Regions from separate parts of the Homo sapiens genome. Here region 2 is linked to region 1. The links are chromatin loops, found by intact Hi-C in ENCODE. Cell type or tissue: IMR-90. All regions are shown on one strand. Links, peaks and the distances in the headings refer to the core of each region. The heading gives the core; the rest is flanking DNA.

Region 1 (16,386 bases), core at 1,337-9,336:
GGTACAAACTTATCCTACATAGACAAATTTGGGAAATGGGAAATGTTGTTCCCTTAAGCTCTTCATCAGGAACATCAGAAAATGAGCTCCAGATAACCACAATGACTAAAGAAATAGTGACAGACTGGTGGTGAATATTAAGCATGTGTTGCTTATATAATTTAAGAGTTAAAGTATAGTATGTAAAAGCATATGCAAAAACATTTGGTTTAGCTGGTGGTAGTCTGATATTTTGGGACTGTGTGTAGACTGGAATAGAATAATTACTATTTATAGGATATTTGAAATCCTGTTTTCTTGAGAATCAGGGTCCCTTTTTTTTTTTTTTCAAGATGGAGTCTCGCTGTGTCACAATCTCAGCTCACTGCAACCTCTGCCTCCCAGGTTCAAGCAATTCTGCCTCAGCCTCCCAAGGAGCTGAGATTACAGGTGTGTGCCACCATGCCCAGCTTCATTTTTGTATTTTTAGTAGAGATGGAGTTTCAACATGTTGGCCAGGCTGGTCTCTTAATCTCAGGTGATCCACCCACCTTGGCCTCCCAGAGTGCTGGGATTGCAGGCATAAGCCACTGCACCCAGCCTAGAACCAGGGATTTTAATGTGAGGAAAAGGAGATAGAGAATACAGAACATGTAATTTTTTGAAAAAAATAAAAAAAAACAAAAAAAAAAAACCTATGGCTATGAATTTGAATTGGACGTAGTGGTATAAACTCATGAATGTATATGAATACATGTAGATATGTGTGAATATACACATTCATGAGTTTGTACCAGTATGTTCAATACAAATTCATAACTATCAGGATGCTTAACACGTCAGCTTGTGGTTTCAAAGTACCTTTTTGTTTTTTTCATTAAAACGAGAATTTGGGGAAAATAGTCTGGCAGGAAGTGTAAAAGATAAGCCTAGGACATCTTGTCACAACAAATAGAGGGGCTGGGTGCAGTGTCTCATGCCTGTAATCCCAGGACTTTGGGAGGCTAAGGTGGGCGGATCACCTGAGGTCAGGAGTTCAAGACCAGCCTGGACAACATGGTGAAACTCCATCTCTACTAAAAATACAAAATTAGCCGGGCGTGGTGGCGCATGCCTGTAATCCCAGCTACTTGGGAGGCTGAAGCAGGAGACTTACTTGAAACCAGGAGGCAGAGGTTTCAGTGAGCCGAGATCCCGCCACTGCACTCCAGCCTGGGCAACAAGAGCGAAGCTCCATCTCAAAAACAAAACAAAACAAAACAAAATAAAAATAGAGGTTAACAAAGGCTGCTAGGTAATTTCCAAAAGATTCAAGAGCCAGCTTAAAGGGGCCCCCACTGTGCAAATGTGGGAAACTTTGGTCTTCAAAGAAGATAATTGCAATTTACTAAAACCCATCATAAACATTAAGAATAATTGGTCACCTTGGAGGATGATGGAGTATTCATTGTCTTGAAAACTTGAAGCAAAAAAGCATTTTCCTGTCTTTCCTCTATGAACAGTACAACTGGGTAACTAAATGGCAGATGAAGGACATATCTCTTTCTAGTGTTCTAATAATTAAGATCATATATTTTTCAATACCCAGTGGATCAATAAATTTGAATTTTGTGCATCAATTGCTCTAACATCACAAAAAGACCAGGCACAGTGGCTCACGCCTCTAATCCTACCACTTTGTGAGGTCAAGGAGGGAGGATTGCTTGAGCTCAGGAGTTCGAGAGCAGCCTGGGTAGCATACTGAGATCTCATCTCTACAAAAAAAAAAAAAAATTGTTTCAATTAGCCAGATGCTGTGGCATGTGCCTGTATTCCCAGCTACCCCCATGGCTGAGATGGGAGGATCACTTAAGCCCAACAGATTGAGGCTGCAGTGAGCTGTGATTGTGCCACTGCACTCCACCCTGGATGACAGAGCAAGACCTTGTCTCAAAAAAAAAGAAAGACAACCAGACATTTTATGCCTGCTAATGAAAGGGCTCAACATCACCTATAGTTTTGCCACAGAGATTAGAAATGAGTCTGATTATGCCTCTGGGTTCAGCTGCCTGCTACATTGCAGGAGATTCAGAGGACAGTGGAACATGTTGAACTGAATGAAGCATGAGTGTACAACTAGCAAAATTCAGACTCGGGAGGCTCAGGTGGGAGGATCGCTTGAGCCCAGGTGGTCAAGGCTGCAGTAAGCCATGATTACATCACTCAACTCCAGCCCCGGTGACAGAATGAGACCTGTCAAAAACAAAACAAAACAAAACAAAAACACCAAACAAAAACTAGCAAAGAAAAAACTTTAGTTGAATTCTTACTCTGTTATACAGAGGCCCCATCATCCTTCCATGCTGTGTCCCAGATAAGCCAGTGCTAGCATTGTGGCTGTCCTTGGGCCATCCCATCTATCCTTAGAGTTCAGGCTACTTTTGCCCTGCAATCTTAGCCCTCTAATGATTTTATTTTATTTTTTATTTTTTATTTTTTTGAGACGAAGTCTCACTCTGTCACCCGAGCTGGAGTGCAGTGGCATGATCTTGGCTCACTGCAACCTCTGACTCCCAGGCTCAAACTATTCTTCTGCCTCAGCCTCCCAAGTAGCTGGGATTACAGGCACCTGCCACCACGCCTGGCTAATTTTTGTATTTTTAGTTTCACCATGTTGGCCAGGCTGGTCTCGAACTCCTGACCTCAAGTGATCTGCCCGCCTCAGACTCCCAAAGTGTTGGGATTACAGGCCACCGCACCCAGCCCAGCCCTCTAATGATTTAAAGGAAAGTTATGATTTTGTAGATTATCCAGTTTTTCTTGTTACTAATGTGAGAATGAATCTTTTTTCCAGCTTCCTCCATCCTAGGCAGAAATAAAGTCCCAAATCTTTGTTTTTTAACGGGTCATAGAGGACCCATCATCACCCTTTATTCATTCCTTGATCATCTCAGGCTAGAGAAGTCTAGGGATACAGCTATATATAACATGACCAGAAGAATTAACTGGGCCGTAGCATAATCACATATTTGAAACAGGTAAGTGAGTCATCTGTGGCTAGAGACAAGTCCTGGTCACTTCCCTATTCTGCCCCAATACTCAACTTATTACATTCAGATGTTGCTTAATGGCTAGATGCAGCTTTGAGGGTAATGCTTCTATTAAATATGTCAGTTCAGTTTTACAATGGAAAATTCTGAAGATGGATGGTGGTGATGGTTGCACAATATGAAGGTACTTAATGCCACTTAATCATCCCCTTACAATTGTTAAGATGATAAAAATTATGTATATTTTACCCCAATAACAAGATCTTTTAAGGCCGAGCATGGTGACTCCTGCCTGTAATCTCAGCACTTTGGGAGGCTGAGGCAGGCGGATCACCTGAGGTCAGGAGTTCAAGACCAGCCTGGCCAACATGGTGAAACTCCATCTCTACTAAAAATACAAAATTAGCCAGACGTGGTGGCACGCACCTGTAATCCCAGCTACTTGGGAGGCTGAGATAGGAGAATCGCTTGAACCCAAGAGACAGGCAGAGTTTACAGTGAGCCAAGATCACACCACTGCACTCCAGCCTGGGCTACAAGAGTGAAACTCTGTCTCAAAAAAAAAAAAAAAAAAAAAAAAACAAGATTTTTAAAATTAAATTTTACAATCCAGTACAAAATAAAAGCATTGTCCATCCTTGTTTCTCAAAAACCCAGAAAGACCTTGGTGATCTGGTCACCCTTCCACATTCTTATTATTCAGTGACTTCTCATACCAGGTACTGTATGTTGTATAGCACCTGAAGTCTTTCTAAACACATTTCAGTGTGTTTTATTTATTTATTTATTTGAGACGGAGTCTTGCTCTGTTGCCAGACTGGAGTGCAGTGGCATGATCTCAGCTCACTGCAATCTCCACCTCCCGGGTTCAAGTGAGTCCCCTGTCTCAGCCTCCCGAGTAGCTGGGACTACAGGAGAGTGCCATCATGCCTGGCTAAATTTTGTATTTTAGTAGAGATGGCGTTTCACCATGTTGACCAGGATGGTCTCGATCTCCTGACCTCGTGATCCACTCGCCTCAGTCTCCCAAAGTGCTGGGATTACAGGGATGAGCCACCACGCCCGGCCACAGTGGGTTTTATTTAACAGTTAACTGGCTCATGCTTTAGGGGAGGCAGAATAGTTGAAAGAACCAGCTAGGAATCAGAAGACTTGGTCTGTAATTATGACTTGCCTGAAACTCTAAGTGACCTTTGGAAAGCCACGAAACCTTTACTGTCTTTTTTCTTACAGGACAATCATGAGAGATTGATCTCTAAGTCTGAAATTGGCACTCCAGTGTTTTCTGAATGAAAACACACAGTAAATTCTTTGATTCGGGAGTAAAAACTACTCCAAAACTCCACAAGAGGGCAGCTCCTCCACACCTGAATGGCCTCAGAGACCTTCCAGGCACCTTTGAGGTTATTGTAAAACCACTTTTTTATACAATGTTTTATTTTTATTTATCTTAATTATACAAGTAGCACACAAATATATTCCCACATAAAAAGTCCAACATTACAGATCAATTTCAAGTCACTTTTGATTAGTATGCTAATCCTAGTTTCCTCCCCTGTTATCAGGTTGTTTTCTGAGACTTTGAAAACACAACTTCTGCAACTAATTTTTTCAATCTGCATATAATTTGAACATCATTAATATCTATGTATGTATAAGAAATTTGTGGATATTAATATACTTCTCTTAACTCTTTAAAATGCATGTGTCATAATTTACTTGTTTCTTAATGACATTTAGATTATTTATCTTTTTTCAGTATTCAAAGAATGCTGCATTGAATATTTCAGTACTGTACTTTCAAAAAAGTGAAGAGCCTCACAAGACTTCATGGTAATTAATATTTTAATTAATTAATTAGTTTTTAATTTTATTATTATTTTTTGAGACTCCACCCAGACTGGAAAGCAGCGGCGTGATTTCAGCTCACTGCAACCTCCGCCTCCCAGGTTCAAGAGATTCTCCTGCCTCAGCCTCCTGAGTAGCTAGGAGTACAGACGCATGCCACCATGCCCGGCTAATTTTTTGTATTTTTAGTAGAGACGGGGTTTTGCTATGTCGACCAGGCTGGTCTGGAGCTCCTGACCTCAAGTCATCCACCCACCTTGGCCTCCCAAAGTGCTGGGATTACAAGCATGACCCACTGTGCCCAGCGGCAATTAAGATTTTAAAGCTAATTTATTAAGCCAAAGGAGGAATGTTTTAATAATTTTACTAGCCAGAAAAAAATATATAAAGTCAATTCATAGAAAGGGGACTGAAAGAGGGGGAAATGCCTGGCAGTCTTCCTTGGAAGCATTAGGTTACTCCATTCCATGATGTAAATCATTCTGGGATACAATTTCCTGCTAGGGCATTTTATCAGGTATGCTTTTGACTTAGATCAAATTAGACACAAGTAGCAAATGGCTCAGCGAATGCAGATAACTGAAACGAGAAAAGAACGATCCAGTGTTGCACCCAGGAATGTTAGGTGCTGTGTCCTGGTTACTTTTTTTTTTTTTTTTTTTTTGAGACAGAGTCTCACTCTTGTTGCCCAGGCTGCTGGAGTGCAATGGCGTGATCTCGGCTCACTGCAACCTCCACCTCCCGGGTTCAAACGATTCTCCTGCCTCAGCTTCCCAAGTAGCTAGGATTACAGGCACCCGCCATCACGCCTGGCTAATTTTGTATTTTTAGTAGGGATGGGGTTTCTCCATGTTGGTCAGGCTGGTCTCGAACTCCCAACCTCAGGTGATCTGCCTGCTCAGCCTCCCAAAGTGCTGGGATTACAGGCGTGAGCCACGGCGCCCAGCCTCCTGGTTACTTCTGTGTGCCCCACAGTGGAAAGGAAATGTTCGCAGGTAATGAGTCAGAGCAATTCAGATTTCATGTGTAGAAGAAAAGTTCAACATAAACATATTGGACAATATTAATGTAAAATATGGTCAGCCTTCCACATTCTTATTATTCAGAATAAAACTTTTATCTATAGCGAATATTCCTGAAGAACGTTTGGAATTCTTCAGAATCCAAACGTTGAATGTCCCATTCAAGCTGTCAGGTTCCAAATCCTATGTTTCCTGAAGAGACATGGCTGGGATCCGGCTGGGAAAATTCCGAAGGTGCCAACCTTCAGGTCACGGTACCTGACTGGTGCTGCATTCTCCTTCCAGCCTTGAAGATTCTGAAAGTGGAGGTTTCTTAAGCAGATACAGAGCTAATGGCCAGGTTTCTTGGGAGTACATTACAATAAATGCAAGAGGTGCAGAAAGCAAGAAATTGCTCTGGATCTTAGAAAAATGGGCTTGGAGCTCCATTAGTGTCTGCTACCTTCTGCAACCCAGATTCCAAATTGTTTTCCAGACTTGTGTTAGAGTTATTGGTGTCAGAACATCTTTTTTCATCCCCAGGGATAAGACACAAACACCTGCAAAGCTGACTCATGAAAGGAGACAAGGCACTACTATGACAGTGGATTGTGGGAGCTGTGAGGTAGGACCTTAAATTTTTTTGGTTTTTTTTGAGTCTCTCTCTGCTGCCCAGGCTGAAGTGTAGTGGAGCGATCTCGCTTCGCTGCAACCTCCGCCTATGGGGTTCAAGCGATTCTCCTGCCTCAACCTTTCAAGGAGCTGGGATTACAGGCACACGCCACCACACCTGGCTAATTTTTGTATTTTTAGTGGAGACAAGGTTTCGCCATGTTGGCCAGGCTGGTCTCGAACTCCCGACCACAAGTGATCCACCTGCCTCAGCCTCCCAAAGTGCTAGGATTACAGGCGTGAGCCACTGCACCCAGCCAGTAGGACCTTAAATTATCTCCCCTGATAGCCCAGAGGAGCTGGAGGCAGCCTGTTTGCCTTCACTCCAGGATGCCATGGCGTGACTTCTAAAAGGACCGTCTGTGATAGCATTTGGTGAGCAGGAAAGAAGTAGTCTGACGTTTGGAGGGGTAGAGTGTGCATTCTCCATTTTGATCTGTGACAATCCATACAGTGGAGGCAACAGGGGGGTCTGGACATGTAAGAGCTTCTGGGAGGAGGAGACTGTTTAGAGGGATGTCTCAGAAAATATTTTCCCTAAGACTGCAAGATTTCCCACCAGCAAGTTTTTTATTTAAAATTCAAGAAGGAGCACATGATTTTGTAATGAAATGAGCATGGTTAAATCCAGCAGCTATGCATGTTATTTTGCTTCTCTGAGTTTCGGTTCTCTTTTTTAGAAGGAATAATTGAGAAAATATATGTGACTAGCACAGGGTCAAGCATACTTAATAAGTACACTTCCTCCCTATTCCTGAGAAAGTTTATAATGCTGAAGAAGCTGATGTTGATGGGCCAAGTCTGTTGTCTCGCCCAGCGTTGTCTTGTTCATGGATTCGTGGAGCTGCTCTGATTCTTCGGCCCTTCATCAACAAAATGGTGAAAACAGTAACTCACACTTGTTGAGTGGTAGGTGCCAGGCACTGTTCTAAGTCTTTTTTACATAGATCAACTAACACATTTGATGCTCATAGCCCCACTTCATAGCCCCATCTACATAGGTAGATATTATTATTTTACACACAAGATAACAGAGACAGAGAGAGGGGTACCTCAACTGGCCCAAGGTCACACAGCTAGTAGGTAAGAGAACCAGAGTTCACATCCAAGTAATCTAATTCTAGAGTCCACATTCTCTCACTCTCTCACTCTCTTTTTTTTTTTTTTTTTTTGGTGGAATGTTAAAATATAAAACCAATAAAGAACATAGTAGTTGCTTGACATAGCAAACAACCATTGTGGAGAAAAGGTGCTCATTCATTATAGGTAGGGTCATGTAATTAATGCTTATCTATGGAAGGCCGGTGGACACTCAGTAGTTGCTTTAAGCACTTTTAGTTTAGCCACTTCAAGCACTTTTAGTTTGGGGCAGTTAAGAGCAAATGTGTTGTTTCCATCTATTTTCTCATCTGAACTTCTAGAAACAAAGAACTCAGATGACAGAGTTGCAAGTCTGAAACAACTTCTGTACCTGAATTTTTCCTGGAGAGGAGCCAAACAGGAGAAACTCCCAACATGCGTTGAACTGTGATGACGTTTTTATGTTCAATTATTAATTTTGGGGTTATTTCTTTTTATGTCTTTTTTTTAAGAGACAGGGTCTCGCTCTGTCACCCAGGCTGGAGTGCAATGGCACAATAATAGCTCATGACAACTACAAAGTCCTGGGCTCAAATGATCCTCCTGCCTCAGCCTCCCAAGTAGCTGTGACTATAGGCACAAGCCAAAATGTCTGACTAAATTTTTTGTAGAGACAGGGTCTTACTATGTTACCTAGGCTGGTCTCAAACTCCTGGCCTCAAGCAATCCTCCTGCTTCAGCCCCTCAAAGTGCTGGGATTACTGATGTAAGCCACTGCTCTTGGCAGGGGGTGTGTTTCTTATTGCAGCATAGCATTGCCTATCCTAACTAACAGGGTCATTAAATGTTAATAATAATAATTTTTTTCTCAAATAAAATATAGATAACCATAGATGGAAAATCCCATGAAGCTAGTATTTAAAAATAGAGATTTCTTTCTTCTTGAGCAACAATAACAACAAAACATTATGAGAGCTCCAATGCTCAAGCAATTGGTTAAATGTTACTGGGTGAATAAAGGACCCAAGAGGCTGAGAAAGGGGCAATCGTATCTTTGTGCAAGATTTGCCAGGACCCATTTTGGACTTCAGCATTTAGCCAAGCTGGCCAAGCCTGGTGCAGAGCTTTATGAAACAACTTAAGTCACTGCCCTGGCTCACTCCACCGTGCCTAGGCAGAGTCAGGGAAGACACTGCTCATGGCGGAGTGGCCTAGGATATAGAAGCCTACTAAGAAATCCTTCTGACTGCAGAGGCCAAGTTCTCTCCATTACCTGGGAGCTCAAGGACTCAGAGTGAGCTCAGAAACCATTGCCCCAGCTTCCTAGGCAGGAGGAAATGCAAAATTAAATGAAAAAAAATGAGATTTTTTTTTAATAGGTAAAAAGCAGGAAACTATTTTTCCTTCTGTCCCTCAACAGACCTAGAAATGTTTGGCCATTTTCCTCTCCATCATCCTCATTTGACTGAAGACTCTTCAGATGTCAAATAACTCATCATGGAATGGTCCCAGAGCAGTCCCCACAGCAATGAGACCTCTAAAGATGGTGGGCCATCTAGTAACAATGGAACAGATACTAATGGTCCTGTTTATTTTTTTTGTTTCTTCATTTGTTTAGAGACAAGGTCTTGCTCTATTGCCCAGGCTGGAGTGCAATGGCAAGATCATGGCTCTCTACAGCCTCAACCTCCTGGACTCAAGCGACCCTCCTGCCTTAGCTTCCTGAGTAGCTGGGACTACAGTGCATGCCACCATGCCAGCTAATTTTTTTAAAAAATTTTTTGTAGAGATGGAATCTCCCTGTTTCCCAAGCTGGTCTCAGTCTCCTGGCCTCAAGCAATCCTCCTGCTTCAGCCTCTGAAAGTGCTGGGTTTACAGGTGTGAGCCAATGTGCCTAGCCTGATCCTGTTTATTCTCAGAAAAAGGATGTGTGTGAATCATGGAAGGACCACTGTGCTCCTGGATCTGGGGCAAGGAAGTGGTCCACGTCAAGAGCAGCATCTTTTTCTAGACAGGGAAGCTAAGTCCTAAAACCATCCTGCATAAAAGAAGTGCACTAGGATGGAACATCCTGGTCTGGGAACAAAGAGAACTGGGTCTGTCTAAGCATCTCTTTGGTCCTAGGCAAGTAAGTTAATCTCTATGGACCTCAGTTTCATCATCTATTACATGCAAACTCTTAGTTATGATAATGGTCCTACCTACATTCCTGAAACAGCAGAAGTATGATAAAATATGCTGGAAAACTGCAGAGTACAATGATACTTTGATAACACATCAGGATTTTAATGCTAGTTTCACCTCTTTATCTGGGCAAATTGCTCAACCTTTCTATTTCTCACTATGAAAAATGGCAACATATTTCAGGGTAAGGTGACCCAATCTTCTGTCCGCTTTATAACTGTGGTATTAAAATGTCCTTACTTGAGAATCACTTGAACCCGTGAGGCGAAGGTTGCAGTGAGCCGAGATCGTGCCACTGCACTGCAGCCTGGGTGACAGAGCGAGACTCTGTCTCAAAAAAAAGTCCTCGCTTGAGACTAATTCTATCCAGAGCTCCTGAGCTAAGGCCTATGAGACCATATTATAGTGAAGACTAGTATTACAGTACCACATTGTAAACCTTAATTTCTTTGGCAAAGATAAATTCTTAACTAATAGTGAGCAAAGTGACTTTCTCTGACCAATATACAGATGGTGATTCCATTTCCAACCTCAGAACTGACCTCCTGCTGCCCAGGGAGCGGGAGTGGGAAGAGGGGAGGGAGAGGAGAGGCGTGATGTCACTCAGCCCTACAGAGGGGCCTCCCTTCAGGCTCCTGCAGGCTATTTGGAAGCAGCTGGAAGAACGAGTTAGGTCCTGGTTGCAGGATTTTTTTTTTCTTTTTTAAGTCAGACATAGACACAGATGTTGAGTAAAATGCTGCCTCCACTGAAAATCCCAAGCCTCAGACCTTTCAAGCAGAGGAAGAACTTAGTAAAGTTCTAGAGGTACCTTTCTGGCTGACTAGGGGAATAAAAGAAGAGCAGCTATGGCTTGCCTTGCCATTTGCTTATTCTTTTATACTTGAAATCGTCACAGCAACCAGACAAGAGGAAGTTGCTGGAATCTGGGCAAAGTTCCCAAAGAAGATCCCAGTGAGACACCATTGGACTTCTATTAGGGGGACACCACTGGACTTCTGTTAGGGGGACACCACTGGACTTCTGTTAGGGGGACACCACTGGACTTCTGTTAGGGGGACACCGTTGGACTTCTGTTAGGGGGACACCGTTGGACTTCTGTTAGAGGGACACCATTGGACTTCTGTTAGGGGGACACCATTGGACTTCTGTTGGGGGGACACCATTGGACTTCTGTTGGGGGGACACCATTGGACTTCTGTTGGGGGGACACCATTGGACTTCTCTTGGGGGGACACCATTGGACTTCTGTTGGGGGGACACCATTGGACTTCTGTTAGGGGGACCTCTGATCCTATTCTTGGAAAAAACAAAAAGCAACCAATGGCCTTCTCTCTGTTCTGAATTCCTAAGACATGTAGAACTCTGAGTCACATTCTTAGGCACTTGTTTCAGAAGAAATTTATGCTGAAATTCTTGACAGGTGATAGTGGAGCGCTACCCCCAGAGAGACGTTCCTGCCACTGCTGGACGAAAACAAAGTTCCTGGTCCCACAGGAGCTGACCATGGTCTAGGTCCTCACCACCGTTCCATAGGTGACACAGTGTACGTGCGCACGAGGCTGAGGTGGGAGGGTCACTTGAGCCCGGAAGGTGGGGGCTGCAGTGGGTTTTGATCATGCCACTGCACTCCAGCCTAGGCAGCAGTGTGAGACTCTATCTCAAAAAAAAAAAAAAAAAGAGAAAGTGAGAGCTCCCAATGTTGCTGTAACAGCAGGTTCTCTGTGTTATTTTAACGTTTTACTGGTACTGTATTTCAATTATTAAATTTCTGTAATAAGTTCCCAAAATAACCTTTGGAAACTAGTCCAGATAACTTTGTTTCCAGGTATTTGTAAAGCCCACTGACAGCATTTTGCCCCTAAGTGGTTCTTTCCCTCTGATGTCAGGGAGGGAATTTTCAGTAGGAAACGTTTAGTCCACCTGCGAGAATCACCGAGCAGAGGAACCAGGCCTTTCCCTCACCCAGCTTCCGCCTACACAGGACAACACAAGGCAAGCCAAATGCTGCTAACTTAACAGATAAAGCTGAAGGGATTGAAGTTGTCACCTGCCAGCTGAACTCAATAAAAATGATATGGAACTCAAAATAGCTGATAGGGGCTCAGTAAATAAACTTGGCTCAGCTGGGCGTAGTGGCTCACACCTATAATCCCAGCACTTTGGGAGGCTGAGGCAGGCAGATCACTTGAGGTCAGGAGTTCAAGACCAGCCTGGACAACATGGCAAAACCCCGTCTCTACTAAAAATACAAAAATTAGCTGGGCATGTTGGCATGCACCTGTAGTCCCATCTACTCAGAGGCTGAGGCACAAGAATCACTTGAACCTGGGAGGCAGAGGTTGCAGTAAGCCAAGATCATGCCACTGCACTCCGGCCTGGGTGACAGAGTGAGACTCCATCTAATAATAATAATAATAATAAACTTGGCTGGTCAGTCTTCCTGAACTGGACACAACCTCTCGAAGGTTTTGGCTGATGCAGACAGTTTCTTCAGAGCATCTATTACAATATTTTAATGAACTCTTTTAGAACACTCTGCATTCTCAGAACTGCTAAGGTTAATGCAGTGCAGACTAAGGACGACTAAGGGAAAACCAGTCAGGCTTAGATCCCAATTCCCGTCAGACTCCAGATGCTGTGGGGGCTCTAGTGGCTTCACCGAAAAGTGAGTCTTAATACAACTTACCCCTTTGTTCCCAATAGGTGCACCCCAAACTCCATGCACTCCCCATTCTTCAGCCCAGTAAGATGAATTTCTACATTAATTCATTTAGAAATAGTTAATAATCTCTAATTAGCATAATTAGAAAGCATTAAGAAGCATCCATTATGTATCAGCCACTGTGCTGGACTATGCACATAAATATCTGCCAAACTGCAGAGTTTTTACTCTTGGGGACTCACCAACCTTAAAAAAATGAGAGCCTGGGCCAGGCACGGTGGCTCACGCCTATAATCCCAGCACTTTGGGAGCCCGAGGCAGGCGGATCATGAGGTCAGGAGATCGAGACCATCCTGGCTAACACGGTGAAACCCCGTCTCTACTAAAAATACAAAAAAAATTAGCCGGGCGTGGTGGCGGGCGCCTGTAGTCTCAGCTACTCGGGAGGCTGAGGCAGGAGAATGGCGTGAACCCGGGAGGGGCGCAGGGTAGTAAGGATGGCCTAGAGAGAGAGCCTCAGCAAAGGACACTGAGGCCGTTTCCTGCTTGGTTTCTCTTTTTATGCTGTTTCTTGAGAAGAAAAGTTTTGATTGCTCTTGGAAATTTTTTAAGTACTAACTTTTTTTTGAGCAAGAAATGGTTAGTTAACCTGTGTGATGGTTTCATGTGATGAGGTGGAGATCTATTTTACTGTCTTCTGTGGTAGATGTGGGCAGGTCCTTGAGGAGTTTGATTTCACCCCCTGCGTGTGGGCAGGAGCCCCGAATATGGCTCTCATCCTCCAGTAGGCTAGAACAGCTCCTTATATGGTGGTTTCAGGGCTGCATTCCAAGGGGGCAAAAGTGGAGGGTGCAAGTTCTCTTGTGACCTTGGCTCTGGACGTGCCCGATACCATTTTTTTTCTTTTTTTTTTTTTTGAGATGTAGTCTCACTCTGTTGCCCAGGCTGGAGTGCAGTGATACGATTATTAGATGGAGTGAGACTCCATCTAATAATAATAATAATAATAATAATAATAATAATAATAATAATAAACTTGGCTGGTCAGTCTTCCTGAACATTCACTCTGCTTCTGGCTGGACTCAGGAGAATGCCCCATGACTCTCCACCCTCACTATGTTCCTTGACTCTGTTCCCTTGGTAAGTATGGCTGTTTAGGCAGAACTTACTCTGTTCTTATGAGGTGTACAGAGGTTTAGTCCTTACCCTGTGACCCACCTCAACATCCTCAGAGACCAGATTCAGAAGGTTTCTGCTCTAGAGTAAGTGTGCGCCCAATATAGTACTTACCTACACACACACACACCCCCACACACACAATTTATATATGTACACATGTCAATGTTATGTAGAAAGTGGCATACCATAGATTCATAGTAAAATACACATTTCCAAACTTTATTTCATTCATTAAACAGGTTTTGGCTGGGCACGGTGGGCCACGCCTGTAATCCCAGCACTTTTAGGAGGTCGAGGTGGGCGGATCACCTGAGGTCAGGAGTTTGAGACCAGTCTGTCCAACGTGGCGAAACCCCATCTCTACTAAAAATACAAAAATTAGCTGGGCATGGTGGCACGTGACTAATCCCATCTGCTTGCGAGGCTTGAGGCAGGAGAATCGTTTGAGCTGGGGAGATGGAGGCTACAGTGAGCCAAGATTGAGGCACTGCACTCCAGCCTGACTGACAAAGTGAGACCCTGTCTCAAAAAAAAAAAAAAAAAAAGCAGGTTTCTATTGTATGGTCACAATAGGTGAGCACATTCCCATGCGATGTGATAGGGGCATACAGTACTCTAGACAGCACTTAAGGCATCTAACTCAGATTTGAAGTCCAGGAATAACTCCTGAAGGAAGTGACCTCTAAGCAAATATATGGTGAGAAATAATTAGCCAGACCAAGAAGACAAGGAAGAATATTCTAGGCACAGCAAACAGGATGGATTGTTTGAAGAGCTATAATAATTTTGGTGTGGCTGGAGCTTTGAGAAGTGAAACAGATAAGGAGCAGTGACATACGAGGCCGGAGGGGCGTAAGGACCTTGAGAGACAGTTAGGAAGAGGGGACTTTATCCTGAGAAGAATGGAAGGGACAGTAAATGCTTCTTTCTTTCACATATATTGTTAAAGCAAACTAAATATGGCCTGAGAAGGACTTCATACTTTTATATTTGAATCCTTGTGGATGAACTATAACCTAGCTTAATAGGCAGACAAGATTGAAAACCTAATTTAGGGCCGGGTGCAGTGGCTCACCCCTGTAATCCCAATCCTTTGGGAGGACAAGGCAGGTGGATAACTTGAGGTCAAGAGTTTGAGACCAGCCTGGGCAACATGGTGAAACCCCGTCTCTACTAAAAATACAAAATTAGTCAGGCATGGTGGCAGGTGCCTGTGATCCCAGCTACTTGGGAGGCTGAGGCAGGAGAATCGCTTGAATCTGAGAGGCAGAGGTTGCAGTGAATGAGATTGCGTCATTGCACTCCAGCGTGGGCGACAAGAGGGAAACTCTGTCCCCCCACAAAAACAACAACAACAACAAAAACTCACAATATGTATTTATAGTTGAGGGTGCTGTGGTCTCATTTCCATTTTAGAAAGATCGCTCTGCCTGAGAAAGCCATTGGAAGTTTTTTATTTCCTTTTTAGAAAGGCGACTGTCTGTACATTCCTGAAGATGTTATATGAAAATATGGAAACAGGTCATTGGAAGGTCTTAAGGAAGAGAGCGATAAAATGAGATTTGCATTCTAGAGCTATGATGTTCTAGAAGAAGCTTAAGAGAGCATAAAAAGATGAGGAGCTGAGGAGCTGGAGGAGCTTTGGAGTGGAGATGAGGCTCCAAGCCTCAGCTCTGTGTCCTCTGTGGGATTCACTGGGGGCAGTACCAGTCCCCAAAACAGGACAAGTTTATGGAGACGCTGGACTCTGGCACTACCCAGGGCACTGCAGTTCCATTGTCCCCCCACAGCTCAGGTGAAGCCTAGGAGGAAGGCAAAGTGCTGATTGGCTACAGGAAGGGATCCCTATGGCCCCTCCCCCAAATGTGGGATACTGGCTACAGAATGTCCCAATAGTTCAGGCCGGGTGCGGTGGCTCATGCCTGTAATCCCAGCACTTTGGGAGGCCTCGGCGGGCCGATCACTAGAGGTCAGGAGTTCGAGACCAGCCTGGCCAAAATGATGAAACCCTGTCTCTACTAAAAATACAAACATTAGTCAGGTGTGGTGACACACACCTGTAATCCCACCTACTCCAGAGGCTGAGGCAAAAGAATCTCTTGAACCCAGGAGGCGGAGGTTGCAGTGAGCCGAGATCGGGCCACTGCGCTCCAGCTTAGCGACAGAGCGAGACTGTCTCAAAAATAAAAAGAATGCCCCAGTAGTTCTATCCTGATTGAAGAGGTTTCCTTCAGAGAAACCTGAAGAACACTGGGGACCCTTTTTGTATCCTCTTAGTTCAGAAAGACCCCTGTGTGAGGAGCACACGTGTGACCTTCTGGAGCGTCTGGGCACTCCTCTCTGCTACAGAACTACAAATGCTGTTTGGAGACCAGGAGCAGGTGAGTGAGGACAAGACGGAGGTGCTGCACATGAGGCTGCAGGCCTAGGGAGGAGGTGAGGATGGTCCAGGAAGCAGGGATGTGGAGAAGCCCCCTGAAAGAGCTGCACAGAATCACAAGGCAGCGAGGACACAGAAACCACTCTAGGTATGACAATCAGGGGCATTTAATGCAGGGAATTTGTTATAAGATGTTGAAAAGCTGGAGGAGCAAAACAGAATATGGGGTAGCTGAAAGACAAAAGGGGGTAAAGAGGGATACCCAGAGATCAGAAAGAGAAGGACAGAGAGAAAGATTAAGATATGGGCTGGGCATGGTGGCTCACACTTGTAATCCCCGCACTTTGGGAGGCCCAGGTGGGTGGATCA
Region 2 (16,386 bases), core at 4,525-12,524, 1.4 Mb after region 1:
TGCAAAAAAGAGGATTGTGGAGAAAGATAAAAAGGAAAGGACATATATTTGTTCAAGTAAATGAGAGGAGAATCTGCTGCATGGACAAAGCCTCAGTCCTTCCTTAAAATGTTGACTGCTACCTTGATTTACAATTCGTACCTTCCCTACTTTGCTGCATTTTTCCTTTTCAGCACCTCCCCCCACTTTTAAAAAACTAATTTGCTCTTCTCTGGGCTTTCCCCTGCAGCCCTCTCCACAATAGATGATTGTCCCGCACAGATGCCGTCCTGCCACGAAGGCTCTTAGCCTTTCTGGCTGCTCCGCCCGCCGCTCGCCAAGTGAGGACAGAGGGTCTTTCTCTGGGGTGTGCTTTATTTCATATGTGCTCAGCCGGCCTACCCTGGCTCTTCTAATACATATTAATGCTTTTCTCTCCCTGACTTATGAGGACAGGATCGTTTGATCATTTCTTGTTTTGAATGTTCTTTTTGTGCTGACAGAGAAAGAGATGACTTGATGTCTGCACTAGTTTCCGTAAGGAGCAGCTTGGCAGATACGCAGCAAAGAGAAGCAAGTGCTTATGAACAGGTGAAACAAGTTTTGCAAATATCTGAGGAAGCCAATTTTGAAAAAACCAAGGCAAGTCTAATAAGATGCAAATAAAAGTGTCTTTCTTTTTTTTTTCTTTTTTCTTCTGAGTATTTATTTGGTTATTCTTCTATAACTAAACTTTGTTTTTCAAACACACAAAGTGAATTATCAATCTGTTAATGTTGACTTTTCTGAATTAAACAAATTTGCTATTTGGAGAATTCTTACTGCTCTGCAAATACTGTTGTTGTATCACTGTTCAGAGAATGTAGTACAGTATAATACTTTGAGAGACCTATATGCTTAATCTTTTTATTTGCTGATAATTTGCAATGCTGCAAAAATCTTAACACCCAGGCATTAGTTTGTATGTGTTCGTATATGACTAAAGACAAATGTTTTTCCTCAATAATTGGGAAGTTTTGAGAAAATCCAAATATACCAAAGACAATAATATATACATATTTAGTAGCATTTTTTTTTTTTTTTTTTTGAGACAGAGTCTTGCCCTGTCGCCCAGGCTGGAGTGCAATGGCACGATTTCGGCTCACAGCAACCTCTTCCTCCTGGGTTCAAGTGATTCTCCTGCCTCAGCCTCCCAAGTAGCTGGGATTACAGACACGGGCCATCATGCCCAGCTAATTTTTGTATTTTTAGCAGAGATGGTGTTTCACCATGTTAGCCAGGCTGGTCTGGAACTCATGACCTCAGGTGATCTGCCCATCTCGTCCTCCCAAAGTGCTGAGATTACAGGCGTGAGCCACTGCGCCCGGTCTTAGTAGCATCTTTGAGTCTGGACTTACTGTAAGGTAACTCAAACATACTTAATGAGAATAACAGTTTATACTTAGTGATCGGACGGTGTTATAGGCACTTTGAAGAATAGGAGGTTACTGTTGATTCATTACTGTATTTGGGGGCCACACCGTAATCCGTTAAAGTTGCATGTATTTTCCCTAGACACACTAGCATACAATTCAAGTTCTTAATGGCCACGTGTAGCAAATATTGGACAGTGCAGATATAGAGCATTTTCATTATCATGAAAAGTTTTGTTGGATAGCACTGGTCTAAACCATATATGAATCTCAGTGTTTTATTAAAATATTAGGGCTACATTACTGAGTATATGCCCAGAGGAATATAAATCATTCTGCTGCAAAGACACATGCATGTGAATTGTCATTGCAGCACCCTTCACAATAGCAAACGTAAACGATGGAATTGATGGAATCAACCGAAATTGACGGAATCAATCTAAATGTTCATCACTGACAGATTGTATAAAGAAAATGTGGAACATGGACACCATGGAATAGTATGCAGCCATAAAAAGAATGAGATCCGATCTTTTGCAGGAACATGCATGGAGCCGGAGACAGTTATCCTTAGCAAACTAACGCAGGAACAGAAAGCCAAATACTGCATATTCTTACGTATAAGTGGGAGCTAAATGATAAGAACTTATGAGCACAAAGTAGGAAACCACAGACAGTGGCATCTCCTTGAGGATATAGGGTGGGAGCAGGGAGAGGAGCAGAAGAGATCACTATTGGGTACTGGGCTTAATACCTGGGTGATAAAATAATCTGTATAACAAAACCCCGTGACATGAGTTTGCCTATGTAACAAACCTTCACATGTACCCCCGAACCTAAAATAAAAGTTAAAAAAAAATTAGGGCTATTCAATTCTGCATTAAGCCTCTTGTCAGCCATTGCTATGTCCATTTGTCTTTATCCAGTTCATCCATAACTCTTCCCGTTTGACCCTCATGCCTTTTGAAACTTAGGTTCAGTTATGACCAAACTCCCCAACATACTGTTTCCTCAGACTCTCCTGTTTCTTCATTTGTTGTGAGCTCTAGCTGTCCCTCAATGCCATGTTTCAAAACCTTCAGTGAAGGCCCTTGTGTCAGTCAAGTCGTCTCAGGTGGGTGTGATGGAGGAAACCGCAGTTACTTCACTCCTGACTGCCATTTCCAGGGCTTTGTTTTGGCACTTACTCTCAGGTCCTATTCCTCTTTGAAATTAAGCTACCGCTCTGTGTTAATCTGTTTTGCATTGCTATAAAGAAAGAGCAGAGATTGGTAATTTATAAAGAGAAGTAAGTGGTTTATTTTGGCTCATGTTGTGCAGGCTGCATACGAAGCATGGTGCCAACATATGCTTCTGGTAAGGCCTCAGGAAGATTTCACTCTGACAGCAGGCAGAGGGGAGCAAGCCTCACAAGGGAGCAGGACTGAGCGAGGAGGAGAGGGGCCAGGCCCTTTCTAACAATCAGACCTCAGGATAACTAATAGGGCACCAAGCCATTCATGAGGGATCCACCCCCATGACCCAAACACCTCCCACCAGGCCCCACCTCCAACACTGGAAGTCACATTTCAACATGAGAGATTTGGAGAGGACAGGTATCCAAACCATATCACACTCCTCTTTGAAATCAGTGTTGTCTCTCTCCTCCCTAATCAATAAAATCTCTCAATTGAGAAGGCTCTCTTTGACCCTTTCTATTTTATTTTTATTTTTATTATCATTTTTTTGAGACAGAGTTTCATTCTTGTTGCCCAGGCTGGAGTGCAATGGCGCAATCTCAGCTCACTGTAACCTCAGCTTCCTGGAATCAAGTGATTCTCCCACCTCAGCCTCCCAAGTAGCTGGGATTACAGGCATGCGCCACCATGCCTGGCTAATTTTGTTTTTTTAGTAGAGACAGGGTTTCACAATGTTGGCCAGGCTGGTCTCAAACTCCTGAGCTCAGGTGATGCACCCATCTTGGCCTCCCAAAGTGCTGGGATTACAGGCGTGAGCCACCGCGCCTGGCCCCTTTTTAAAAGTTTTAACATCTGATCCTTTTCCTCTTCATTCTATCTCTTTCATCATCCTTAAATGTTTGAATTTCCATGTTGCTGATACACAAAACACTAATACTCTTCAGCTTCCTTAACTCTACTATATCCCCTACTTCTACGCTAACATCCTGCATGAACTGAAATGCCCCTAAGATCTCTCTGAAACCACACTCTCTGACTAGGGCCTTTGCTCTTCTTTCCTCCCTATCAAAGTTAAATCTACTCCATGTCTTCATTTTCACCTCTAGTTCTTCAGCATTCTTTCTTTTTATCTCTCATTTTATCTGTTGTGTCCAGGCTGGTCTTCTTTTCTTCCCATTTAAACATAAATTTTACCATCTCAAATTGAACTCACACATTCACTCTCCCAAATCTGCTGCCCCTTCTGTATTCTCTTACTGGATGGCACTTTTACTCACTAACATGCTCTGATCAGAAAACTGGATTTCACCCTGTCCTTCACCCCTAACTTTTAACCAGTCACTAAGTACAGATCTGAGTTTCTAACGTTTTCTTGAATTCTTTCCCTCATTAACACTTTTCTTATGGAAGCTAAGTAATCTCTGGATTTATCTATTACACTTCTTCCTAGCTTGCCTCCCTCCTTCGTTCCACTCCCTACACTGCAGCCAGAAGCGATCTTTCTTAAAGACACATTTGATCATGTGACTCTGATTTAAAATTCTTCGGTGAATTTTCACTGCCTTCAAGACAGTCTCCACATTCTTTCCCATGCCCGTGGTCTGTCCTAATGTGGCTCCCTTTTGCCCTCCAAGGCTGCTGCTTTTTTCCTCCTCTCGCGCCCTGTCTCCCAGTACACTCAGCTATCGTCAAAGGCAGGAGGGCTTAGGGGGTGAACATGGGCTTACTAGAGTTAGCCAGACTTAGATTCAACTTCTGGCCCCACCATTCACTGGCTGTGTGACCTTGGACGAGTTACTTTAACTTCTCTGTGCCCCAGTTTTTCCTCATCTGTAAAATGGAGAAATATGTGACTCCTAGGATTGTGAATGAGGACTGCATTTTAAAATGTATATTGGTTATCTTATACAAACCCAGGCAGGCACAAAATATTTCTCAATAAATAGCGGTGGTGGTGATAACCCTGCTGATTATCCCATCCTCTCTCCAGCCTCTGAGTCTTTGTATGTGCCATGTGCATTCTTCTCTGCTCCACTGCCTGTATATTACTTTAGCCTTACTTATCTTAGCCTACATGGTACTCCCTCTAGGAAACCTCTTATCTCTTCTGTCTAGATTCGATGTACCCTTTATATGCCTTTATAGCAGGGTTTTTCAACCTTGGTGCTATTGACATTTTGGGCTATGTAACTCTTTGCTTTGGATGCTGTTCTGCACATTGTAGGATGTTTAGAAGCCTCTACCTACTCAATGCTAGTAGCTTACCCTCCTCCCCCAAGTTGTGACAACTGAAGATGTCTCCATACATTGCCAAATGTCCTCTGGTGGGCACATTTACCTCCATTTGAGAACCACTACTTATATAGCATTTATCAAAATGTATTATTATTGCTTGTTTGTCTGTATCCTTCATTAAACTTTTAAAAAAATATTTCAGCTTTTAGTTTTGAAAGAGGGGTACATGTGTAGGATTGTTACATATGGTGGACCCAGGTATTGAGCATAGTGCCCCATAGGTACTTTTCCAGCCCATGCCCCCCTCTCTCCTCCCCCAAGTTGTCTGCAGTGTCTGTTGCTGCCACGCTTATGTCCATGTGTACACAATGTTTAGCTCCCATTTATAAATGAGAGCATATGGTGTTTGGTTTCCTGTTACTGCATTACTTTGCTTAGGATTATGTCTTCCAGCTACATCTATGTTGCTGCAAAGCACATGATTTCATTCTTTTTTATGGATGTATACATTCCCTGGTGTATATGTACCACATTTTCTTTATCCAATCTGCCATTTATGGGCACCTAAGTTGATTCCATGTCTTTTTTTTTGAGATAGAATCTTGTTCTGTTGCCCAAGCTGGAGTGCAGTGGTGTGATCTTGGTTCACTGTAACCTCCGCCTCCAGATTCAAGTGATTCTTCTGTCTCAGCCTCCCGAGTAGCTGGGATTACAGGTGTGCACCATCACGCCTGGCTAATTTTTGTGTTTTTAGTAAAGACAGCGTTTTGCCATGTTGGCCAGGCTGGTATTGAACTCCTGACCTCAAGTGATCCACCCGCCTCCGCCTCCCAAAGTGCCGGGATTACTGGCGTGAGCCACCATGCCCGGCCTCTATGTCTTTGCTATTGTGAATAATGCAGTGATGAACATTTGAGTTGATGTATCTTTTTGGTATAATGATATATATCCCTTGGGGTATATACCCAGGAATGGGATTGCTGTGTTGAATGGTAGCTCTATATTAAGTTCTTTGAGAAATCTCTGTTAAACTTTAAAATTGTCACCAAGCCAAGGGCTTGCTTCCCTATGCACATAGAAGCCAATGCTACGGCACTGGCTTTTAAGAAAAGAAAAGGCTTTATTGCAAGTTGACTGGCAAGGAGGCAAGAGGCCACACTCAAATCTGTCTCCTCGTTCTGCGGCAAGATCAGGAAGATTGGTTTCAGAGGTGTTTCTAAGTAGCCCCAGGTGATACCAGTGCAGCCAGTCTGCCAGGGTGGTGGTAATCACAATGAGGAGGTTAAACCTCTCATGTACCCCAGAAATATATGCATCTACTATGTACTCAACAAAAATTAAAAATAAAGTAAAAACAATTAGGAGGTTAAAGCTTTTTCCCATTGCACATGCCTGGACTACATGACTTGCAATTTTGGCTCAGTGCTATCTGTAACAACTTAAACAATGGTTAATCAGTCTGCACTAGTCCCTTGGTTACAAAATCTCTGGTGTTACGGAATTTCTCCACCCTGATCACTGTTAAATCCGTAGCATCTTGCGTAGATCTCAACACATAATAAATAGGTACTCAGTAAATATCCACTGAGGAAGGAAATTGCAACTCAGTTCTCACTAGCACTCTACAGTGCCTTTATTCTTATCTTTCCAGCTTACCTACTTTGCCAGCAAAAGTACCCAGTGAAAATTAGGCCCAATCACACTTTTTTTTTTTTTTAATAGCTAGTTCAAGCCTCCCAAGCATTGCTAAAGGAAGTCATTTAACAAAGCCACTTAATAGCCGGGCGCAGTGGCTCACGCCTGTAATCTCAGCACTTTGGGAGGCTGAGGCAGGCAGATCACGAGGTCAAGAGATTGAGACCATCCTGGCCAATGTGGTGAGACCCCGTCTCTACTAAAAATACAAAAATTAACTGGGCATGGTGGTGTGCGCCTGTAGTCCCAGCTACTCGGGAGGCTGAGGCAGGAGAATTGCTTGAACCCGGGAGGCAGAGGTTGCAGTGAGCTGAGATCACGCCACTGCACTCCAGCCTGGCAGCAGAGTGAGACTCCATCTTAAAAAAAAAAAAAAGCCACTTAATGAGTTCCACTGAAGAGTAATACTAGTCACCTTCAGTGGTTGTAGGTACTGTTGAACAATTCTTTTCTCTGCAGTTGAAGACCTTATATACTCTAGTCAGGAACTCCACTTTCCTCACTTTTCCAACTCCACTGCTGGCACGTCACTTTCTTCGGATGACCTACTTCTCACTTTACTAAGATTAGGACCAACTGACAAGAGCCTCCTCAGCATCTTCTCATCCCTCGAATGTCTCCTCTCCTTATTTCTCCTTTCTTTTCTGGCCCTCTTATTTCCCAAGATGAACATCTTTCTCCCCGTTTTTGATGTCTCCCACTTCTATGTCATCACATTTTTCTTGCATCCTTTATCCTTTTCTCTCCACTGTTTTTCCCCCTCATCCTGCCCACAGCCTTTGTTTAAGTAAACAAAAAGCAGCTTTCCTGTGATCATCTTTCACTTCGTTTATTACCGTCCATTCCTCATTTCACTGGCAGACATCTCACAACAGTTGTCCACCCTGGTAGCTTTCCTTTCACTTCTGAGTGCATCGCAGCCAGGCTTTGAACAAACTGTAGCCTGATTTTATGTTACTGAAGTGCTCGCTTCATGATCACTGGTCACTTCCTGATTACCAAACCCAGTGACCTCATCTCAATCCTCATTGGACTTAAACTCTATAGATTTGGAACCCTGTTAACTGGCCTATCATAACATACCATCTCTTTCCCTTGATTTAGCTGATATGTTACTCTCATGGGTCCACATTGTACCATTCTTGTCTACTCTTAAGTCTCTTTTAACTTGTTTCTTGGTTTCCACAAGTCTTAAGTGTGGACGTTCCTCAGAGTTAGTTCCCAGCCCTCCTCCCATGTTGCCTTGACTTCCTGGGATTCATTTCTCCTCACGTGGCCAAATATTACCAGTGAATACACCCACATTATGCCTTTAGCTTTAACTGCTCTCCTGAGCCCCAGCCCTACGTGTTTTGCTGCTACTAGATCTTTTTTTATGGATGATACACTGCTGGCGTCTGAAACTCTACACAACCAAACCGTTCATTGGCTCCGCCTTCCCATCTACCACTCCTTTTCTTTCTACCATTTTCTCTATGATCGTCTTCAAACAAAGGCATCACCATCTTCACCGCAGTCCTGGCTTGCATTCTTTAAAACATCTCGGTTCTTCCCTATGCTTGCTCTTGACATTCCATCAGTTCCCAAGGTCTTTCTCTCTCTCTTCAGAGTCAAATTTCTATTTAACTATGCCTACCTTTTCATTCTTATACCACTGCCCTGGTTCAAGGCTTCACATCTTCACATGCTTTTTTTTTTTTTTTTTTTTTCAGAGACAGGGCCTCACTCTGTCACCCAGGCTCAGTGGTGCGGTCATATCTCACTACAGCCTTGCACTCCTGAGCTCAGCTGATTCTCCCTCCTTAGCCCCGCAAAGTGCTGGGATTACAGGTGTGAGCCACCGTGTCCAGTGGTATACTTCACGTATTCTTATACCAAGTATGCAGACAATTACAATAGCTTTCTAATTGGTTTCCCTCAAATTTCATCTAATTCCAGCATACTTTTCACAGTGCTCTCATAACATTTATAGTTCCTGAGTTATAAATCTCCCTGTTTAGGTAGCTCCCCTCTTGCAGTAGAATAAAAGACAAATCTGGCCCCATTCTAACTTTGCTAGTCTTCTCTTTCACTCTACTCTTTCATGTCACCTTCACTGTTTCCAGAACATGACCTGCAGTTGGCCATTTTCATTGATTTGCACATGCTGTATTTTTCTGCCTTGTAATAATCTATGAAGTATCTGTTCAATCTATGAGGCTCAACTCAAGTGGCAGTCTTCCTGAAGTTTTCCCCAGCCCCTTCTTGTTTGAATTAACTTCTTTTTCCTCTGTATTCCTGTTGATGTGGTGTATAATTTTGGTAGTTGTTTACACAGTTTTCTCCACCAGAAGACCTTGAAATCAGGTCTGTGACATCTATCATTGTATTTCACACATGACCATTTACGTCTTAATTAACAATAAATGTTTGTTCAGTGGAAGTCAATTATTATTAATGTGAAATTTGTAATTAATTTTTTAAAAAATTTAATAACTGAGAGCAAGCAACACTATTGTTCATTAGGAATCTATAGCATTTTCAGTAAATTAGTAATAATGAATGCAAGGACAAAATGTATTGCAAGTCTAGTACTTTTTATCTAGAAGGTATGTTGAAACACACTAGAATTTTTGCTTTCTAAGTGCATTAAAAAGCCAGGTGGTATACATATTTTAATTTAAAACCCAACTACTTATATTACTGAGTGATGAAATGGTTACTTGGTTTAGTTCCTTGACGTTTGTTGCCATCTAGTGTGGCATTTGGGTATCACATGCTAAATAGAAGGAATTATATATTTACATTCTTTGTGGCAGTGAAAATGCCTGAGGATTTTATAAGAAAATAAATATATAACTTGAGAAGTATATAATGCCATGCAAACATTCTTGTGTGGAACTACCTTGGATAAACTCCCTACTCTCACCACTTTCTAGGTCTCTGATTTGGGCAAGTTACTGAATGTCTCAAAGTACCAGTTTCTTCAATTGAGTGATAAGAACCAATTAAAATGTATTGAGAGGGTTAAATAATCCATGTATACCACTTAGCAAAGTATCTGGCACCTAGTAGGTGCTCAATAAATATTTTTGTTTGAAAATGGAAGTTATTTCAATTGGTGATAATTTTAAAAGAGGAAAAGAATTCACCTGGGACTAAATGGAGAGAAAAAGTAGAGGCTTGTGCAGTCACACCTTGATAAAAAGCTACACGAAGCAGATGAAAAGGTTAACCAGGCCTTAGGCCTGCCTGCTTGTGTTGGAAGGGAAATTGTTGAGAGGTATGTGTAAAGGCCTGAAGGCACAGGCTGTGGCATGAAGTTACCATAAGCATATCTGTAATGATATAACCCTCTAAGGAAAAAAAAAATTTTCTTTTTTACTCATAACAACTTGAACAAAGTATGTATTTCCAATTTGCTAAGACCTATCCTGCCATATATCTTTGTGGGTAAGTGGTGTGAACTTTTTAAAAAAGTTAATTATTATGTATACATAATAATTGTACATATTTATGGGTTACATGTGATATTCTGAAGATTAGTTTTTAAAACAGCAGCCTGGTAGGTTGAACAAATATTTACAAAGACTTTTTCTCCCTTTTCAAATATCCAAATTATTCTGTTTCTTGGATTACAGGGAGTCAGAAAGGCAGGAATTAGAAACCTGGATTAAAAATAAAATCAGAAAAGCATTGACTATTTGGTTATAGTCACAAGGATAGAAAATAACGCTTCTTGATTTGCACATTATCTGTCCCAAAAGAAGTGTAAATATCTTGAAAAATGGTACATAGGGATAGACTGATAAATTTCTGGTTAGCAAGGGTTTATAAATTAAAATCAATAGTTTGCATTATTCATAAGTTAGATGTTTGAAATGTGTTAATCTTTTTAATTTTGTGGGCTTTATTCATAAAAATAAAAATGTTTGTAAGCTTTAAAGTTTATGTTCAAAGGTGTGAGCTGTATATTTTTCATAAGATCTTAATTCCTTAGTTATGAATTATTCTGTCACAAAGATTTCTTGAAAACTAACCCTAGCAGTTGGGAAGGACTTTTATATGATCTACAATAGGTTTCCTGTTTTAAAATTTTAGTTGACTAGATATAAATTTTGTTTTCGAAAATATTTTGACTGCCTAAGATAGTAGTGCCTACCCTTTGGCTTAATAAAACCAGGACTGGGAATATCAAGTCCAATAAACTGTGTTTGAAAAAAAGTGTTAATATGTCAACACAGAATGACCACAGCTAAAGAAATTTCCCAGAAAAGAAAAGGTACCTTCAGGAATGAGTCTGCTGGGTGGGGGGAATGTATAATTCCCCAACTTCTCAAGACCTACAGCCATTTCCACCAAGGAAAGGGCCGTGTTCAGGGAAAGGGAGAGAAGCCAGGACTTGGGAACTACTGAGAGAAATAACAGCCGCAGGCCCCAAATTAACTTTGTCACCTATAAAGATCTATCATTTAATGGTAATTGCCTGTTTATAGCATTCAGTTACTATAAAATTATAATTTATAATTTTATAGAAATTAAAATTATAATTTATAATTTTATAGAAATTAAAATTATAATTATAATTTTATAGAAATTAAAATTATAATTATAATTTTATAGAAATTAAAATTATAATTTATAATTTTATAGAAATTTATAATTTTATAGAAGTTAAAATTATAATTTATAATTTTGTAGAAATTAAAATTATAATTATAATTTTGTAGAAATTAAAATTATAATTTATAATTTTGTAGAAATTAAAATTATAATTTATAATTTTGTAGAAATTAAAATTATAATCATTTGATGATAGTTGATTGTTTACTGACCTAGCCTTTGAGAAGTCAGTTATTATGTCTTTACTGAATGGTTATAGGGGTACTCAATCGACAGGGATTCTGAAACTAGGAGAAGAAACTCTAGAATTAAGAGAGAGCTTTAATGGAGATAGTGTATAAATAATTGTTTACTAGACCCAAATCTTTTAGTATGTGCGGTCCAGTGTGAGAGAGTTATCTTTAGAAAGAATAAATCATTTTTCTGATTCCAAGTGTTACTACGCTTTTCTGTTTTCTTCACTGTGACCGGACATATACGTTAAAATCAAAGCAAATAAAAGTAAAAGCTATTTTTGTTTGTTTGTTTGTTTTGTTTGTTTGTTTTTGAGATGGAGTCTCGCTCTGTCGCCCAGGCTGTAGTGCAGTGGTGCGATCTCAGCTCACTGCAAGCTCCGCCTCCCGGGTTCACGCCATTCTCCTGCCTCAGCCTCCTGAGTAGCTGGGACTACAGGTGCCCGCCGCCACACCCGGCTAATTTTTTGTGTTTTTAGTAGAGACAGAGTTTCACCGTGTTAGCCAGGATGGTCTCGATCTCCTGACCTCGTGATCCGCCTGCCTCAGCCTCCCAAAGTGCTGGGATTAAAGACATGAGCCACTGTGCCCGGCCTTAGAAGCTATTTGATAATATGGAATTGTTGGTTACACGCTAAGAGACATCAGTAACCAGTTTTTTGTTTGTTTGTTTGTTTTGTGTGTTTTTTGGGGACGGAGTCACACTCTGTTGCCCAGGCTGGAGTGCAGTGGCACCATCTTGGCTCACTGCAACCTCCGCCTCCTGGGTTTAAGCGATTCTCCTGCCTCAGCCTCCCTAGTAGCTGGGATTACAGGCACGCACCACCTGGCTCAGCTAATTTTCATATTTTAGTAGGACGGGGTTTCACCATGTTGGCCTGGCTGGTCTCAACCTCCTGACCTCAAGCAATCCACCCGCCTCAGCCTTCCAAAGTGCTGGGATTACAGGCGTGAGCCACCACGCCCAGCCAATAACCAGTTTTTAACCTAATATTTTTATTCAGTGTTTTGTTGCCCATTACTCATCATCAGCCATTGGTGGTGGCCATTCCTAATAGAGAGAAGACCATCCACAAAACCAAGGCCTCAGCAGTGGTTTTGTTTACATGATTTTACAGCTTCTCACTTTGTGCTTTTCACTGTATCATCCTATCTTGGCATTACACCTCTTATCCTGCCAGGATTATTTACTGTTGCTTGTTCTTTAGTTGACTGAGTTCTTTGAATTGATTCTGTAGGTGCCTTTCATGGTAGCCTGGTTTTAGATCTTCAGTCTCTTCTGCTGTTCCTATACTTAATGATGATGACTCCTGAGTTTTTGTTCAGTTGAAAACTTTCTGATTGGATATATTGGTTTATATTAAGTAAGCGTTTTGTCTATTCATACCAGTAGCATTCATGATATCAGGGAGAGTTATGAACATTTACTCAATTCATGTGAAATATTTTTCACAAGAGCAATTACATTTTGAATCACAAAAGTAACTCATTCATATTTCAAGCTCCAAGGGCTTAAATTATAGAAAAAGTATGCCTTTTCATTTATTTTAATATCTAATTTAAAATTTCCTTTTCCAGGCATTCTCGGCTGGAATTTTGACTTGGGACTAATTCCCTAGAAGAATCACTTTTTACTCATTGTATTTGTTTATTAGTTAATCTGAGACAACTGAATTTTACCTTTATATTTTATGCCTGGGAGCATAGAAACTTTTCAGAAGAGACCAAAAGAAACTGGAGTTTAATGCTTTCCAGATGAAGAGAGGAAAATTCACATATCCTAGATATTTATTGTCTGTATTTATTATAGCTTTCACCAGAGGGAAGCATAACTATGCATAAAACTTACAGTGCTTACTAAGGCCATTTCCATCTCCATTAAAATCAAATGTGACTATGAAATTTCTAATCATACAGCATGTAAGTCACATGAGACCTGGGGTTCTTTCTACCATTTCAGGGGAAAAGAGAGGTTGTGTGAGGTGGATATTGTACATAAGGGCCACTGGAATAAGACTATAAGATACTATAGTACCTTACTTTTATTAGGATTTTTAAAAATTGGGATTTTACTATGCAATCTGTGTATGTAACTAAATTACATTTGTACCCCATATATTTATACAAAAAAAGACCTCCCCAAATTGGGATTTTTGAAGTCATATTTCATTATTGGGTGTTATAAATAAAGATATTGTAAAAGTGGCCAAAATGAAGTTAGAGATTTTTTATTTCTGGAAATGCAGAGTGGGAAATTTACAGTAAAGGACAATCATGAACTTTACCAGAAGTGGAAGATCCTTATAAAACTAAGTAGTGAATACTGTCTTGAGTCTTTCCATTTAACTTACGATTATTACATAATTTTTACTTCAGTTGTATGTTTAAGGGGAGTGAACTAAATTTTCTCTTAGTTATATTTAAGGAAACTTGATTATTATATAGTATTAAACAAAAGATGCCTGTGTGTAATGATATATTCAACATTTCATTTTAGTATTTTGATCTATCATTTGAAGTATTCCAATAATTTTTATCCATGAGCAAATAAGAAATCAGTTAAATTGGATACTTACGTATTTCGTGTAGTATAAACATGATATATAATTGAAAATATTAGAACACTTGGTGTTTCTGGTTCCCTTTTTTAAAATTCTGACTCATCTGTGGCCGTCATCAAGGTTCATTACCTGAATTTTGTCATTGATTAATTAATATGGCTTTAATCATGAAAATTGAAATATGTCAATAAATGTAACATTTGGATACTCTTTTAGGTCAATAAGTGGTATTGATAAACAATAAAAAATTATTCTAATGGGCTTTATAGTGAGTTTTTGCTATTTTAAATATACTTAAAGCTTAATTATGTCATTTTACCTATATTTTTTCCAAATTCTAACCTCCTCTTTCAATCTGTTCTATCCTGGCAGGCTTTAATCCAGTGTGACCAGTTGAGGAAGGAGCTGGAGAGGCAGGCGGAGCGACTTGAAAAAGAACTTGCATCTCAGCAAGAGAAAAGGGCCATTGAGAAAGACATGATGAAAAAGGAAATAACGAAAGAAAGGGAGTACATGGGATCAAAGGTACTTAAGGACTCTGCTGTTATCCACATTGCAGAAGAAAGGTTTTTTATGATGCCATTGATGATTCCATAGGCTGGAGTTCTTGAATGAACTTTAAATTTTAAAATCGTTATTATATAAGTAGTTAAATTTCGTATAATTTAGAATTCATAAAAATGTTTTATCTTTTCATATATTTCTCAATAGTTTATGCTGATCTTTTCAAATAAAATAATCAGTTAGATTCCATACAATGAAATTACAAAATTTACTTTAAATCCTGCCATTCTGTTGGATTCCCTCTCTCGTGTTTCCCAGAGTCGTGCTATGAAGATACCCAGATTTTATTTCAACCTTGGCTAAATCAAGGAGAGATGACTTCCCCTGCATTATCTCCTACCCCTAAATTAAATATGCAGAAGATGAAACACTTGTAAGGAACTGAGTAACCAAGAAAAAGTGATTATGCACTCTGTATGAAATCAGTTCTGACAAATTACATGATGAATAATGACGGTAACCAGATGAAGGGAGAGATTTAAGGCAAAAGGAACAGATAACATGAAACAAGCAGTGTTTGAAAAGGAGTTCACAAACTAGAATACAGAGTTGAGTGGGACCTAGCTTTAAAATTGCTAACTAGACTCGAATTGAGCAAGTTGTGGTCCATCAAGTAACCAAAACAACTGTGTTACATGTTTGTTTTTAAAAGTGGACTCACAGCTTGTACTCTAAATGCTATGTTGTTATCAGATTCAATGTGTGATAATTAACTTATTCAGTAAGTATATACTGAGTATGTGCTGTGTGCAAAGCAATGTGGAGGCCTAAAGATATGTAAAGAGAAAAATCACAACTTCTGCCCTATGAGTTTTAAGTCTTAATAAGAGTAAACTCAGGCATTTCCTGTAAATGTCCTTGTCTTCTTATCCATTTTTAAAAATTGTGTCTGTCAAAACCCTACTACCTACCTTCTCTGCCCTGGATTGGTGATCTCTGCTGGTAAAAATCACACAGCCTTGCAGATGACATGGCTGTAGACTCCAGGTCTTCGGTGTCCACGGTCCTTTCAGTGCTTTCTAGCAGTCCTCTTTTGCCTTCCTCTCTCTTATTCATTCCACACTCAACAGATATTAACCAGAGGGGCTGGGAATGTTGTAGTCACAGGAACGATGCAGTTTCCTCATGAAGCTTACAAACTCGTAGGAGAAGTAGATGTTACACAAATGTTTTCATAAGTGAGTTTTCGATCATCATTGTGATAAAGCCATAAGGTTCGGTTTAGGATATCGTGGGAATGTGTAACAGGAATCTGACCTTGTCTAGGCAGTCACGAAAGACTTTCCTGAGTAAGAGATGTTGAAAATGAGACCTGAAAGCATTGATGAATGGACAGGTGAAGAGGGGAAGAGGGTTTCAGGCCCAGGAATATAACACACCCAAGACTCTGGACCTGGAAAGCATCGCACTTTCTAGGAATTTGGAGAAGGCCCTGATGGGTGGAGCATAGAGAGAGAGGAGCAGAGTAGTGGGAATGAGTTTGGAGAATTATGTTGGGATGGAATCATGAATGGCTTTAAAATCCATATGAAGGATTTTCAATTTTGTCCAAAAAGGGATGGAAAGCCATTGAATGGCTTTGAATTTGTCAGTGTCACGATGCCATTTATATTTGAGAAAAATCATTTTGTCAGTGGATTGGAAGGAGAAGCAGAATAGATGCCTGGAGATCAGCTGGAGGTCATTATCGTAGTCCAGGTCTGGAGGTGACTCACAGTCCAGGTCTGGAGGTGATTATCATAATCCCCCTCTGGAGGTGATTATCATAATCCAGCTCTGGAGGTGATTTTCGCAGTCCAGGTCTGGAGGTGATTATCACGGTCCCGGTCTGGAGGTGATTATTGCTGTCCAGGTCTGCAGGTGATTATTGCGGTCTCAGTCTGGAGGTGATTATCACAGACCCGGTCTGGAGGTGATTATCGCGGTC

What was found. Peaks named below come from ENCODE experiments on the same cell type or tissue, not always from the same donor. Only the 100,000 strongest peaks of a DNase experiment are listed, where the experiment ranks them.
Region 2: it touches region 1 in a loop (15-fold over the local background); 7 of 110 quality-filtered maps call a loop at or near these places.

The regions. Positions count from the first base shown.
Region 1 is chr1:241,892,192-241,908,577 of GRCh38, forward strand. LOC124904604 (a long non-coding RNA gene) reads left to right here and starts at 4,026. Exons shown (of 4, transcript XR_007067056.1): 1 at 4,026-4,411; 2 at 4,768-4,841; 3 at 15,915-16,018. RefSeq lists silencers at 1,402-1,602, 1,902-2,102, 2,942-3,142. In IMR-90, for the core only: a CTCF peak has its summit at 4,365 (motif pointing right); no DNase peak of the experiment used is centred there.
Region 2 is chr1:243,316,273-243,332,658 of GRCh38, forward strand. It overlaps SDCCAG8 (SHH signaling and ciliogenesis regulator SDCCAG8), which reads left to right. Exons shown (of 18, transcript NM_006642.5): 9 at 483-621; 10 at 14,268-14,420. Among named protein-coding and RNA genes, the nearest start is that of MIR4677, 22 kb to the right of the region's middle. RefSeq lists a silencer at 95-389. In IMR-90, for the core only: a CTCF peak has its summit at 9,233 (motif pointing left); a DNase peak (open chromatin) is centred at 9,239; H3K27ac peaks cover 210 bases.